Linked DNA regions of Homo sapiens: region 1 is linked to region 2. A link is a loop called in an ENCODE intact Hi-C map of the cell type or tissue named here. Cell type or tissue: mesothelial cell of epicardium. All regions are shown on one strand. Region 1 overlaps GEMIN8 (gem nuclear organelle associated protein 8). Region 2 overlaps GPM6B (glycoprotein M6B).

Evidence for each region. Peaks named below come from ENCODE experiments on the same cell type or tissue, not always from the same donor. Only the 100,000 strongest peaks of a DNase experiment are listed, where the experiment ranks them.
Region 1: a loop joins it to region 2, with 18 times the contacts of the local background. A loop is called at or near these places in 3 of 110 quality-filtered maps.

Annotation. Positions count from the first base shown.
Region 1 is chrX:14,009,008-14,017,007 of GRCh38, reverse strand. It overlaps GEMIN8 (gem nuclear organelle associated protein 8), which reads left to right. Exons shown (of 5, transcript NM_001042479.2): 5 at 7,839-8,000. Among named protein-coding and RNA genes, the nearest start is that of GEMIN8, 17 kb to the left of the region's middle. In mesothelial cell of epicardium, no CTCF peak of the experiment used is centred here; no DNase peak of the experiment used is centred here.
Region 2 is chrX:13,781,966-13,789,965 of GRCh38, reverse strand. GPM6B (glycoprotein M6B) reads left to right here. Exons shown (of 8, transcript NM_001001995.3): 3 at 4,158-4,344; 4 at 6,445-6,601. Among named protein-coding and RNA genes, the nearest start is that of GPM6B, 31 kb to the left of the region's middle. In mesothelial cell of epicardium, no CTCF peak of the experiment used is centred here; a DNase peak (open chromatin) is centred at 3,747.

The DNA.
Region 1 (8,000 bases), 230 kb before region 2:
TGTTATTGTTACAGTTAGTTGCTAGTAACCCATCCTTTAACATGGATTATTAACCATAAATTGGTTTTTCTCTGATACCGTTTGCCTTGATTAGTGCTTGATTGAGATTCTGTACATATATATATATATATATATATATATTTTTTTTTTTTTTTTTTTTTTTGAGACAGATTCTTACTCTGTCACCCAGGCTAGAGTACAGTGGCGCCATCTCAGCTCACTACAACCTATGCCTCCCGGGTTCAAGTGATTCTCCTGCCTCGGCCTCCCAAGTAGCTGGGATTTCAGGCGCCAACCACCACACCCAGCTAATTTTTTTATTAGTAGTAGAGATGGTGTTTCACCATGTTGTCCAGAGTGGTCTTGAACTCCTGACCTCAGGTGATCCACCTGCCTCGGCCTCCCAAAGTGCTGGATTATAGGCATGAGCTACCGCGCCCAGCTAAGATTCTGCATATTTTTAATAAGATGTTCTGTGACTTCAGAAAGGTCATATTTCTGCTCTGGGTGGCACCTTTCAAACTTTTAAACTGATTTAGAATATTAAAGACATGAAAGAATGAAAGTTTTGGTGTCTATCAAATTTAGCAATTAACACAGTTTTTAGTTCTGTTTCAAGGATATTCTTGCTTGATAAAATTTAATGCAGTAAAGTACATGGACTGGGAAAATTAACCCACTTCAATATTACTAATAATGTCCCTAAACAAGCTTTCAATTCTTTGTATTTTTAAAATGTGTAGTTACAGCATGATTCAAAACTACTTTTCTTAGCGTCTGTGTCATGCTCCTACAGCCTTCCCTGAATGCATTAGCTGGTCCCAGGGAGATGTGAGAATTGTCTGGTGAGGGTGAGAACAGACTGTGGTGTCAGACTGGAATCTAAAGACTTCGTCTATATTAGAAGCAGCTGCCAGGGCCCGATCTTGCACCAGTAAGAAAATAATGGGCAATAGATCACTAGCATTATTTTTTTCAGCAGCACTTTTGGTGAGTACAGGATGAACAACTGTTCTTCAAGCGGTAATGAATGATGGAATTCATATGTAAGTAATCTGAGTGCCCATGGCGCTTTCCAATTCATTACCTTCACCAGAAATTTTCATGGAGGGTTAGTTACATACACTGTTGGAAAAAGCTTTAATAAAGAGATAAGGGACCTGGGTAGTATGAATAATTGGTTCAAGTTTTTTGTTTCATTTTGCTCTCAAAACCACTAGAAGCTACTTATTCAATAAGGACATTTTCAGCTTTGAACATGAATGCTTTGAAGAACACAGGATTTTAGAAAATGTTACTAGCAAGAGGAAATGTCACTAAATTTGAAAGATTTAACTTTTCAGTATTATTCACTTCCACAGGAACATACAAGTTATGCAATTCATCATCGCCTGAGTCTTGTTTAATATTTTCTTAGGATAAAGGCCTTCAGATTGGACAGTATGTTCTTTTTTGTGATTGCTACTCAGATTCCAGATAGTCTCTACTTTAACATATTTCAAGGATAAAAAACACCAAAAGCTTGACTAGGATAAGAACTCCTTTTGTACAGTGGGAACATGCATGCTTTTGATTATGTCTGTCATCATTTCCTAACAAGATATTTCCGTTACTTAAAGCTTCAATGGAAAATAACTTATGAGAAAGTTTACAGTTATGAAGTTTTAAAGGTCAGCTGTGTTTTCAATTATTTCTTAGGAAAAATGTTTATTATTAGGTTAAGAAAAATACCATTTTGTAGTCATAAGTGACCACTGGTCGAGACTGCAAGGTTATATTGCTAATACTTAGAGGGAAAATGAGTGGAAGTCACCCTCAAAAGAGAGTAAGGCCCTCTGAAACAAACACCACCACTGTTTTCTCGGGTTTGAGCCAATCAGGTATTTATGACCTATGTTTTGAGGGTGTTGGCTCAAAACAGGGACATATTCTAAAAGCTTAAACCCCATTGGGAAGAGGAGACAAAATGAAATGTAAAGTGACACATAGAAGAAGAGTGTCTATGGTGTGGTTCATGGTTATACATGCACATGAGGGGTAGAGCCAGTGACCCAGGCAGTCAAAGGAGGAGCACCGCGGGGCAGCTGTCAAGAAGTAAGGTATGCACTAGGCCAATTTGAGGGATAGGGTCAATTTGGAATGAGAGAAAAAAGGACTTAGTTCACTCCCGGCTTAGACACTCAAAGTGCTGTTCTTACCAGAGAGCCCAGATGTGGTTTTCATATGCCCAGATGTGGTTTTCATACGTTTGAGGGGAGACATCTGCTCCATTACACTGTGTCCATCTGAGTGGGAAGGCTGAGACTGTAGTTTTCATAGTGAGCCTTTAGTCAGTCAAACCTAGAGAGAACCCGGTGAAGTTTATGGCCCAGTATTTAGTGAGCTGTCTTGCTTTAGTCAATGAGGTTGAAGGATGAAATTGCAGTGATTGAGCACAATCCTGACATGCGTGTGTGTTTCATCTGGTGCAGATATTCACAGGTGCACAAAACCGATCAGTGAGATGATACGTGTTAATGGCTGTAGAAAAGTGGAAAGGAACATGAAAATGCACTTCTGTTGTAAAAGTAAAAATGGCGGTTGTCCAGTAACTTCAGGATTACATTTGTCATGGGGCAAGGGATGTGCGACGAAGAGAGAAGACCAGTCTGAAATGGCTCCAGTTCTGCTGGCATGTACCTGTGTTCTGGGTGGTTGCTGACAAGCCAGAAATGAGGCATTCATGGCATACATCAAGTTTGTGCTTTCCCTCGGTTGTGCTACAATTATTCATTTTGGCAAAATAGCAGAAAATATAATCAGAAAGATGTACTAGTCCTAGGAAAGTGAGGGGAAAAAACATTCTTTGCCACTTGCTGCCTCCATGCTTTATCCTCTAACATGTTCTGCCTTTGGGCTCTATGTGTGGAATAATCTTGGATGAAAGTTTTCCTGCTATATAAGATTCTCTGAAGTCCTGGTAACTTTCCATGATTTTTTTTTTCCTTTATGGACTATTACGTGATGTGACATTGGTCACATCATGTAGACAAATAGATTGATGTGAAAAATACCAGGATTATGTATCCTGAACCCAGATGGAATCCAGTAAAGCTTTTCCTTAATAATACATGCCTATTGTTCTTGTTTTAACCTATATGCATATTAACCCTTGTATTAGCCTCCCAGGGCTGCTGTAACAAATTACACAACCTGGGTGGATTAAAAAAAAAAAAAAAACAGATTTATTCTCTCACAGTTCTCAAATCAAGCGGTCAACAGGACCACACGCCCTCTGAAGGCTGTAGGGCCTCACCTCTTCCAACTTCTGGTGTTTCCTGGTGTTCCTTGGCTTGTGGCAGCATCATTCCATCTCTGCCTCCATCTTCATGTGGCCTTTCCCCTGTGTCTGTGTGTCCTTTTCTGTCTCATACAAGGACTTTGTCATTGGAGTTAGGGTCCACCCTAATCCAGTATGATCTCATCTTGATCCTTTAATTACATCTACAAAGCCCTATTTCCAAATAAGGTCACCTTCTGTGGTTCCAGGTGGACATGGATTTGAAGTGACACTATTCAACCCACTACAATCCTATTTTGAAGCTGGAATAGAATCAAAAAAGATTTCTGATTCATATTAAAACAAATTATCTTGCCAAAATACCCTATAAAAGTGTATGGCAACATTGAGTCCTACAGCTGTTTCCAATAAAAATGACCAAACCCTCCATGACAAGGCAACTGTTCATTGGCATCTGAAGTGTGATGTCCGTACTGGTCTGCTTTGGTCAGATGATTTTCCATCTGGCTGGCTGAGCGCTCACCTTGTTTTGACAGCAAGGAAAACTGCCAGTGATTGAGAATCCGTTTTCGTTGGAAGGAAGGAAGGAAGCAATAAATAGAAAACAGAATGAGTGGATGCCTTCAAACTCTGATACTCCATTCTGAGGTTTACTTGGTCCCCTAAGTCAGTACACGCTAAAGTACTTTCACATGCTGGCTGTGACCATCAGTGCACAGCCTGTCTGCAGTTATTTGGTTTTAAACTGACTGGTTTTCAACTTGTAGCCTAGCCTTAGGACTTTTTAAAAAATTGTGTGAGTAAGTAGAGGCAAAGCAATTCGAATGTAAGAGAACAGGGTCCGACCCCAACTCATTGGTGCCCCCCCCCATAGCCCCTCTGCCTGGGAGGCTCTGAGGAACCCACAGGGAAGGGAGTTCTGCCCAGCACCTAGTGAGATTTGAGCATCTGTTTCTCAATCCCCGAGTTGTCATTATTGTTCTTTAACAGCATCTGGAAGGAAAAGAGCTGTTTACAAAAAAATCATGCATGGCCTTTGAGCATTCATTTGACAGTCACTTCCTGAGCATCTGCTTTGTGTCAGGCATTGTGTCCTCTCAGGTCTGGGGGTACAGCTGTGAGTAAAGGTGACAGTGCCCTTCCACCATAAATGACCCCCACAGGGTAGGTCGCAGGTGACAGGCTTCTTGCCCTTTAGTTCAGTGTTTTAGGGCCACTGTTCACTATGCAGGAAACCATTAAACCTCCAAATCTCTTGAGAGGCAAGGAGGGGATAAGGGTTGGGTCTTAAATTTTCATGAGGGGCCAGGCACGGTGGCTTTACGCCTGTAATTCCAGCACTTTGGTAGGCCAAGGCAGGTGGATCGCTTGAGTTCAGGAGTTCAAGACCAGCCTGGGCAACATGGCAAAACCCCATCTCCAAAAAAAAAAAAAATACAAAAATTATCCAGGCGTGGTGGCACACACCTGTAGTCCCAGCTACTCAGGAAACCAAGGTGGGAGGATCGCTTGAGCCCAGGAGGCAGAGGTTGCAGTGAGCCAAGATTGCACCACTGCACTCCAGCCTGAGTGACAGAGCGAAAAAAAAAAAAAAAATTCATGAGGAAGCCTGAATGGGAATGAAAAACAAATAAGAATCAAAAGCAGAGGGCTGTGTCTTTTATTTTTGTATTCTTACACCGTATGAACTTTATTAAGAACTAAAATCATGTGATGGTAACCCATGGGCACACGCTGAGTACAAAGTTGGAAAATTGTACCAGCATCATTAACTGGGGTTGCTTTGTGTTAACATTGTGTATCATTCACAGATGTCAACAATAAGAGAACACATCTCTCTATATATAATTGTTACAAACATTTTAAATTATAAGGAAAAGAAAAAAAAAGATGCAAAAGTTCAAAGACTAAACTCACAACATCCTACCGACAGAGAATACTTAGGATAGCTAAGATCTCAGTGTTCATTCAAACTTCTAAACTCAAAGACTCGGATTTATGCAGGAAGTTGAACATGTCTTGTGTCACCAGATCTGTCAGTGAAGCTGATTATAGTCTTGGGATAAATTTGAGAGTAATGTGACAGTGGTCTGGGAACTCTGACTGTGGGCTCTGCCCTCTGGATGCAGAGACTCCAAGGCACTCAGCAAACCCACCTGTGGGATCGTCTCCTCCAGATAGACCAAAAAAAAAAAAAAAAAAAAAAAAAAAGAGAGCCATAGGATTGGTAATGGGTACAAGGCTGCTCATAGATGGCAGAGGGACTGTGTTGTGCTAATGTGGAAATGCCAAGCCTTCAGAAAAGTAGCCCTTGAATGAGAGATTCTTTAGCCAAATTCTACCTTTCCTGGAAAGCCTGGGCAGTGCCATCAGCCCACCCACTGCCTGCTCAAGGTTCCTAGAAAGAGGCAAGTGGGAAAGGCCTGTATGAACTTAGTGACTGAATATATCTCACCAGTCTGTACTGCCCATACCAAGACCCAGTGTCCTAGGTCACCCCCGCTCTTCCTTCTAAAAGCACGAAGCTAAGCTTTCCTTCAAAGTCAGGTTCAATCATCCCAGGACAGAGGCAGGAGAAAAACAGAGATGCCCCCAGGGAGAAGCTAGTCCCCAGCGGGGCTTTCACCCTGACCTGAGTACCAGGAACACACAGAACTCTTGCGGAAATAAGAAGCTGTCATGGCGGTTGTCGAGTGCTTTCTCTAACCCACTGTTTGGCTCATCCACTCCCACGCCACTCCAACACAACTCAGTTTAGGGGGCATAGAATTTAAACACTTGTGAGAACTGAACAACTTATATGCTGATGTTTCAAACTTGGCAGAAAGACCAAAAATTAGAAACAAATGCTTGGTGGCCCCCATTCATTTGCATATTAGGCCAATATTTTGGTTTCATTCTGCATTGCCCAATGAGTTAATCATACATTTTTTCCATGGGTGAGGTAGCAGTTACGCAGCTTTTATTGTGTTTGATAGTCATTGGGCTTATTCATATAAGCCCTTAGGTAAAAATAAACTGTGGATGTTCCAAGACAGCAATGGCCACATACATTTTTAATAATGTTTCCAAGTTTATAAAACTCCTTCCCTCCAATGCCATGATGATGCTTATAAAGAGCAGGATTTATGCGAGCGACTATGCATGGCCTTATAAATATCTTTCCATTCACACTTGATTAGCTCACTACCATGTTCTGTTCCATGTATTAGTACAGGGAGGACCAACAATGGAAGAATGATTTATATGATTCTTTTATTTCCCTACAACCATCTTCACTCCTTATCTCGTGGTGTTTCTCTTGATAGCCATAGTAGCCGTGGATATGTGTTCCCTGCTGTCAATTTCTCTCTTGACAGAGTCGCTTACAAGAGCTATGGAAATTGGCTAAATTTAACCTTATGCAGCATTGTCTTACTGATACTTTTATGTTGTTGCAGTTTACATAAGAATAAAAATTATGATATTGGGACTTGCCATAGTAAAAAACAGAGGGAAGAGTAAATTGAATAGATACTTCTTGCTTTACAAGAATCCATTTAAATTAGTAGGATTAAAAGTATGTAATGATACCACTTGCAGTTTAACCTAGGCCAACCTATGAAGTGGAAAGTCAAATCCCGTAGTGAGAAAACCAACCCATTATTGCAGATTTTTTGATATAGCGGGAAGATTAGAAGTCAGAGGCCTTAATTCCATTTGTAGAATTGCCCTTTCCTCACCCTTCTTCCTTCAGCAAGTGTTGACTCATTTAACTTTTCCTTGCTTGGTATGATTTGCATTTCGAATCTGTGGAAGGATAATCAATCATCCATCATCATTGCATACTGTGCTTGCTAGCACTTGTTCTTTTCCAGGTTACCTAAAATCAATACCTCTTCCAAAGGAGTGATTTTTTCCCCCCACATCACCTCATTCATGGTGGTAAGCACTGCTCGCAACACTGGACTTTCCAGGAAGCTTTTTGTTTCCCTGCTGGCCTGGGGCAGTGTTTGAAACCAAGCAAGCTCTATCAGCCATTCCTAGCTGGGCAGGTGGTGAGTGGGCCGTGCAGATGAAAAGAGAGAACCTCAGGTGGGTTCATTTCTTTCCTGTGTTTTCAGGGCTTGTTGCAGAGGTTTGGTAGTTTGGAGTGATGAGTTTCCTTGTGGCTCTTCACCATTTCTTTTTCTTTTTTTTTTGACACCGGGTCTGGCTTTGTCACCTGGGCTGGAGTATAGTGGTACACTGCAATCTCTGCCCCCTGGGCTCAAGCCATCCTCCCACCTCAGCCTCGCAAGTAGGTGGGACTATAGGCACTCAACTCTTTGCCATTTCTCTCAGTGTATAATAACCCCTTGGTAGGTGAATGATGATAATAATCTGCAGGTCTTGCCTCAAAATCTGGTAAGCATCTCATCTGGAACACTTGGGCCTGGTTTCACAGTTGGAAAGGGAAAGATGAGGGACCTTAGGGGGCTGCAGATGGCATGGCCAGCAGCAGCAGCACTCACTGGGCTCCTTCTGCAGTGCACACACGTGTGTTTATGTTCATGTTCACGTTCGTGTTTGTTCTCAGGGCGGCAGCAGCAGCTGGATGCAGAGCGCCTGGACAGCTATGTGAACGCTGACCACGACCTGTACTGCAACACCCGCCGGTCGGTAGAAGCCCCAACTGAGAGGCCTGGTGAGCGGCGCCAGGCCGAGATGAAGCGTTTGTACGGGGACAGTGCTGCCAAGA
Region 2 (8,000 bases):
GCTGAGGTGGGAGGATCGCTTGAGCCAGAGAGTTCAACACCGCAGTGAGCAGTGATTGTGCCACTGCACTCCAACCTAGGCAACAGAGCAAGACCCTGTTTCAAAAAACAAAACAAAACAAAAAAAAAACGCAGTGGCTTCCCATGATTTTGTTTTTTTTGTCTTTTTGTTTTTGTTTTTGTTTTTGTTTTGAGATGGAGTCTTGCTCTGTCACCCAGGCTGGAGTGCAGTGGTGCAATCTCGGCTCACTGCACCCTCCGCCTTCCGGGTTCACGCCATTCTCCTGCCTCAGCCTCCCGAGTAGCTGGGACTACAGGCGCCCACCACCACGCCCAGCTAATTTTTTGTATTTTTAGTAGAGACGGGGTTTCACCGTGTTAGCCAGGATGGTCTCGATCTCCTGACCTCGTGATCCGCCCGTCTTGGCCTCCCAAAGTGCTGGGATTACAGGCGTGAGCCACGGCGCCTGGTCAAGGCTTCCCATGATTTTGAAGATAAAGTCCAGAATTCTTAAGGTGGCCTGGAAAGCCCTAGGTGGTCTAGCTCCTATATTACCTATATCCTCTAGCTCCTAAATAAACACATTTAGCTTTTTCTTACTAACTTTTTGCAGCAGTTTTGGTTCCTCTAGGATGAGTGTGTGATATGTGACTAAATTGCCCAGTGTTCAAAGATATCATGCACACTGTGACCAGAGGTGGCTTCTATACTGACATAGAAGATACAGTGGAGAGTGATCCATTTATAGATTGTTGGATATCTACCACACATGCAATCTTAACCCTGAAGATAACTGGTCAACCAAGCTAGAATAAGCTCTACATCCAGCTGTATTATGTCCTATAAATTTTTCCCATATTTTATGTCACTAGCTTCTAGTCATGTTGGCTGGCACAGTCCGTAAGAGTTTTATCTGTGCCAGTGGAGCAAAGATGGTGATTTCTGTTCTATAGGAGCCAGGGTTCCTACAGCCACAAATAAAATCATCTGCTGAAAACCTAAGAGCATTGGCATCTGCTGAGAGAGCATGATTCATTGAAGTGATCCCCCAAATTCTTGAGTTCCTGGTTTTCCCTGCTGTTATAAAACTAGATCCACAGCATGAGGTATATACAGAGTCCTTGAGAGATATAAATTGGAGGGAAACTTTAGCTTTGATCTAGTATTGAATTTGGGATTGAACAGCATCATTCTTCTAACCCCACTTGGCTTTTTGAGCCTGGGAGAGCTGTGATATTTCTTTGGAATGCTCTAACCATTTGGATGAAAGACCGTTTGAAGTGGCAACTGTGGATTTGGAAGGATGAGTTCTATCGTTAAAGGGCGAGTGTGCTGCACCATAACACCTAACCCTAACTCCAAATGATGAAAAAGGGTGTGGGTTTAGTTTAAAAATATATATAGATGTATACATCTATATATACACACAGAGAATTAATGAACAATTTTATCTGGTTATATATCAGTGTCACCACATCAGCTGTTTAAGTATTCTGGATACTAGATCTTTCTGTAGAAGGACCCATCCAGTATGAATTATTTGCCCTTCTGATCTTCCCTGTCCCCCTTCTCTCCACTCTCTTTCCACTGGCTCTGCAGGGGTCTGTATCTTTGCCCCCATCATGCTGGACTATAATAATTGTGTTACTTGTCTGCCTGCAGTATTGGATTTATCTTGAAGCCAGAAAGGTATCTTATTTCAGTTTTGTGTACTTGGCACCCAGTAGGTCTTCACAAAATACTGAATTAATGAAATCCAACAGAAAACCCAGTTAGAACCCAGCTCCTGGGTTATAGAAAATCAAATATGTGACAATTCAAAATGTATCTTCCAAAGCAGTGTGTTCTGTGATGATGAAATGTCCTATATCTGTGTTGTCCAATACGGTAGCCACTAGTCCATGTGGCTTTTGAGCATATGAAATGTGGTTTGTGCAACAGAGGACCTGAAATTTTCATTTTATTTAATTTTAAATAAACGTAAATAGCTACATGTCTTAGTGGCTACCATTTTGGACCACACAGCCCCAAGGCCTCACATCTTTATCCTTTAAGAACCAGATACAACTTTGTTAGCCAGGAAAGCAGGCATTCATCTTTTTCTTAACATGATCATAGAGGCTGAGAATGTGGGGAGGTTGTGGATGATACAATACCCATGTCTGTTTTCTCTTTATAATGAGATACGTCAAGGCCAAGGATTCTAGTTTCTCTTAGTTTGGGAACCTGGAGAGAATTTGGACTTTGAGTTGCATTCCTCTCACCTCAGTCCCCAGAAAGTCATGTGACAAAATAAGATTGAGCTCTAACATCTCTGCTCACAAATCCCAAGTGTCTGAAGCTCTTTAAGATACTGACTTGCTAGTGAACTTGAACCATATTGTGCACTGGTTCCCTTTTTCTTTTTTTGAGACGGAGTCTTGCTCTGTCGCCCAGGCTGGAAGTTCAGTGGCGCAATCTCGGCTCACCGCAACCTCTTCCTCCTGGGTTCAAGCGATTCCCTTGCCTCAGCCTCCCAAGTAGCTGGGACTACAGGTGCCCACCACCACACCCGGCTAATTTTTTGTATTTTTAGTAGAGACGGGGTTTTACTGTGTTAGCCAGGATGGTTCCCATTTTATATAGTTTCCCCAATCCACTTCAGGGAAGTTGGTCTTCCTAAAAACAGCTGCTCATCTTTTGAAATTAAAGGAAGCACAGCTTTCTTATGAAGCCCTGATATTTTTTATTTTCTAATGAACTAAAGAGAAATCTAGTAATGAGTTTTCATAGTCACTTTCCATAGGTTTAAGCGAATGCTAGTTTAAAAGGAATGCTCACTAAAATGAAAACATTCATCTATGGTGTTTTATGCTGGGTTGTCATTCCATGACAACTATGAAGACCATTTGGGGGATTTTTTTTTTTTTTTTTTTTTTTTTTTTGCTGGCTTAATGTGCTTGCCCTAAAGTAATGAAGTGCCCTTGATTGCTGCTAAACACCATAATGCGTTTAAAGTTCAATTTCCCCGACAAGCCATTTACTTAAGGGTCTGGATAATATAAACAGAGACAGGAGGTTAGGAGAGGTACTGACATTATCCTGAGGCCAGTGCTGCCTTTACTGAAACGTAAATGTCTCCAAACTGAAAACGTCACCTGGCTCTGCCCCTGAGGCAGGTCTTTATGGACATCTCAAGTAAAAGTTTATTTTAAAAATGAATACAAGTCTCGTCTTTTCAAGATTAAGAGTGACTTACGGCTGTCTCTCCTTCATTCCACTTCATGGATGTTCATTTTGGTTTTGTTTTTTTCTTCTGTTCTTTTTTCTCCTTCAAGTACTTAAATATCACCCACCAGTTCTGGGTTCTGACTCTGAACGTGTGTGTCGGGGAAGGGGGCAGGTGGAAGCCGGGGAGGAGGAGGACTGTGAATGAATTGCTTGGGCTGACTGGGCTGGGGGGAAGCATTTTTATTAAAAATTTGAGATAATTTCTGATGTCAACTTGAATGAAACTTGAGTAGACCCACTTGAGTGGCTCTTGGTGACTTTGTTCTTCACTGAATTATGGACCAAAATACCTGTGACCTTTCCAAAACAATCACCTTGCTATTTGTTTGAACCTGGCGACGGCATAATTGCTGTATCAGATTCTCCCAGTTGCCCCGGAGGTCCAGGGCTTGGGGAAAGCCGTTGGTTGCCACAGCAGCAGACGTATTGAAACCCCAGAACTGTGAGGCTGGAGACGACCTGACTGTTGCTTTTCTTCACAGAGCTGCAGCTTCACTGCTGTCCTCTCTTTTGACTGTGTTAGTGGAATGAGTGCTTCTTGTTGGCACTTGAGCGGGGCTCCCCCCACCACTCAGTCGATCAGGAAGCTCTAGAACTGTAACTACCTTATAACTCTTTGTCAATTGACTGCTCTGCCATTCACTACCCTTCCAGATTCTGAGCAAATTAAGTTACATTCCCTTTTGGAGCCTCAGGGTCCTCACCGCAGAATGTGAGATCACGGTAACTACCACACTGGCCCTTGGGATGTCGAAGTATTAATATTAACCATAGAGCCTGAGAGGGGAGATGGAAAATTGTAAGCCTTCTCTGTGAATATGGGGTATTCTTGAAGACCAGAGGTGTTCTTGCCCGTAACGGCTATATTTTCTCTCCTTTGGGTTCAGGCTGCTTTGAATGCTGCATCAAGTGTCTGGGAGGAGTCCCCTACGCCTCCCTGGTGGCCACCATCCTCTGCTTCTCCGGGGTGGCCTTATTCTGCGGCTGTGGGCATGTGGCTCTCGCAGGCACCGTGGCGATTCTTGAGCAACACTTCTCCACCAACGCCAGTGACCATGCCTTGCTGAGCGAGGTGTAAGTATCCGGTTCCCTTTAAAAATGCATCTAAGGCCTGGCGTGGTGGCTCATGCCTGTCATCCCAGCAATTTGGGAGGCTGAGGCAGGCAGATCACCTGAAGTCAGGAGTTCAAGACCAGCCTGGCCAACATGGTGAAACGCCACCTCTACTAAAAATACAAAAAAAAATTTAGCTGGGCGTGGTGGTGCGTGCCTGTAATCCTAGCTACTTGGGAGGCTGAGGCAGGAGAACCAGTTGAACCCAGGAGGTGGATGTTGCGGTGAGCTGGTGAGCCGAGATGGCAACACTGCACTCCAGCCTGGGTGACAGAGTGATACTTTGTTTAAAAAAAAAGTATCTGAGATGCAACCACCTCATGATGTTTTTCAGAAAGACTACAGTGTGCTTTCCTAGCAGAAGATGAATGCTTTTACTTAAAGCTCACTTTATGTAGTTAGAAAAAGGTTCATGAGAGAAGGAAAAAGAAAGGGCCTAGAATATGGTAGCTGTTTAGGCCCCAGGGTGGAATGTTACTTGGGAATGGTAAGGTGCACACATAGGACACTCCACACATGGTAGCTGTGGACATGGGGAGCTGTGACATGGTGATAGGTGATGCTGCCGATTGTCTCAACAGAATTGTGTTGTTCCCAAGTAACAGATGCCTCCAGCTTTCTCCCAGGAAGTGACCATCCCTGGAATGGTAGGAGCCCTGTTGAGGACTGACCCCAACTCTAAGCCTACAGGAGCAGTATTTTAACATTAACTCTTCCAGCAGAAGAGCAGATCCCAGGGCATCCTCCATTGCAGAAGAGCAGATCCCAGGGCATCCTCCATTGCAGAAGAGAGGAAGGTCCAGGGGTTTAGCAGCAGATCTCTGCCTTTCTTTCTGGAAACATTCTCAATGGAGTCGCAGTGACTCCCACACATAGATTCTTGTAGCTGTGCAAGCTCAGCAGCAATCTACTTATTTCCTTCACATGTCTTCCCCTTTCTCCATTTCCTTCTACCGTTTCTTTTTCTTCCCTTGAATCCCAAAGTTCCAGTGTTAGTGTGTCTTATGATTATAAGAAACTTCTTCACCAGACTGAAAAAGACATGAATGAATTTTTATGGAATGGTCATGGAGTCATGTTGGAGACTCTTCAGTCCTTAGGGAATTTTATTCTTTCTTATCTGTTCACAAATGACCTCCAAAGAAATGAACACAGGTTGGGGAGATTATAAGGAGGGCTCAAGCAGGACAGGGGACTCACTGAGTTCCAACTATGTGCAAAGAAGAAATGTTTACCAAGACTGAACCTGGGAAAGGTGTGTTGATTTAATTAGGTAGTGATCTCAGTCTGTGGCTCTCAAACTTCTGAGAAGCTTTAAGAAAATCCCCATGCCTTACCCCAGACCAATTAGGACATAATCTCTGGGGGCGGGATCCAGGTACCAGTATTTTCCAAGCTCCCCAGGTGATTCCAGTGGGCAGCCGAAGGCTGAGGACATGTCATTTGTCTTTGTTAGCTTTTGTGGGACAAACTGCATTGTGAATTAACTTTCTGTATCTTAAACCTACTCGACCTACTACTATTTGTGTGGTGGGAGTCACAGTGCAAAAGACATCTCCCCAGATTACCCCCTAAAGAAGCCCTGAGTGCCTACTTAGGGGTTTTATCAGAGTGACATTAACCACTAGGCCTGGTTGGGAGGCATTTTGAAAGGGCAGAAAGAACATGTTGTCCATTGGGCCAGGGTTCAGATGCTGGCTTTGCCACTAACTGTGTATCCTCCGATGAGGAGCTTAACTCCTCAATGCCTGTGTTTTACTTATGTGCAAAATGAGGATTCTAACCCTTGCCGCCCAGGACTCAGGTAAGGATTAAAAGATTACAACTGGATGCTGCCCTGAGCAAAGGAAACATCATTCCCACCTTGGAAGGAAGGCCCAGGTTGCTGGGACATGGGCAGGGATGCCGCCCAGGATGCCCCACAAGTCCATCAAAGCCATCAGTGGGGCGAGTGACGCACTCACAGGAACATCCCCCTCATGTCCTCTCTCCAGCGTCCAGAAACGTAGTCACTACCAGGCAGTGAATTTAATGGTTCAGGATCTCTTCTTCTCTTTGTAGGATACAACTGATGCAGTATGTCATCTATGGAATTGCGTCCTTTTTCTTCTTGTATGGGATCATTCTGTTGGCAGAAGGCTTTTACACCACAAGTGCAGTGAAAGAACTGCACGGTGAGTTTAAAACAACCGCTTGTGGCCGATGCATCAGTGGAATGGTGAGTTGAACCTCTGATAACTGATTGTTTGATATACAACCAGAGCCATGCCTTGATGTATTTCCTTGTATTTGGCAAAAGCTACCAGGTATCGAGCGTGAATGGAGGGTCCATGACACAAATATTGGCTTTACCAATTTAGAGTTAGGACTATAAAAACCTTCAACATGCTATTGATAGTAAACTAAAGTCTATGGCTGGCAGAAATAAATCAAATGTTTTCATCAGTGTAAAGGTGAAAAGGGTGCTGAAGATTTTTCAAATGCCAAGTTCCCACTATAGAAGGAGGTAACTTTCATGTGGTCTCAGTGCTCCCCTTTGGTTGTCTTTAAATATGGATCATAGCCATAAAGACATACATGAACCATGGAAAATCGTCCTGATCCTTCTGTAAATACTTACCAGTACCTGCTGTACAGAGCGCCTAGCTGGGCTTTGCTAGCCACTAGAGGTGCAAAGATTAAAACACAGGCTGCTTTCTCAAGCAGCTTATAGTCTAAGACAGGGGTTAGCAAACTAGGGGCTGTGGGCCAAATTTGACCTACTACCTGTTTTTGTACAGCTCAAGAGCCAAGAATTTTTTTTTTTTTCTTTTTTTTTTTTTTTTGAGACGGAGCATCACTCTGTCTCCAAGGCTGGGGAGGGCAGTGTCGCGATCTCCACTAACTGCAACCTCTGCCTCCCGGGTTCAAGCGATTCTCCTGCCTCAGCCTCCTGTACAAGTCAGGGGAATGGTTACTTTTGTAGGGGAAGGAGGCAGCTGTTAAATAAAATGCCTGTGGAAAGCAGAGGGAAAATAGCCACAAATAGTGGGAATCCTCCTCCAAAGGAAAAAAAAACCAAAAACATCTCCTCACAGCTTTAAAATGACAGCTTTCCCCCTCACTTCTACCCATCAAGTTTCAAAAATAGAGGTCTAGTTTCCACCAGGGCACAGCATTAAGTCATCCACTGCCTGATGTTTAACATATTTGGATCCTTTGAGCATTGGTCAGGACACAGTACATGGTGGAGAGGAGAGGAGCTTGTTTGTACTTGAGCTAGTGGCACTTCACCTAGAGATGGGGACACTGTGAGGGATCCACAGCCCACCTAGCATGGCCCGCTTTTAGCTCTTATGTCAGATTTTGTTGGAGAAAGTCGAAAGCCCCCTTAGACTGGAGAGGAGCTTGACCATCTTGCTTGATTTCATTGCCAGTCATTCATGCGCTGTCTGCATCTCTGGCCACTGGCACCTCATGTGCTTCCGTTTCATCCATACGCTTAACAGATCACAATGCTGACCTGCCTTGGAGGGTGTGAGGAAGATGCAGGTGACGGGGCAGGGCTGAGGATGCTGGGGACAGAAACAGGACAGAAAGTCATGTGAGGTGGAGAAGGTGGATGAGATCTGCCCGCT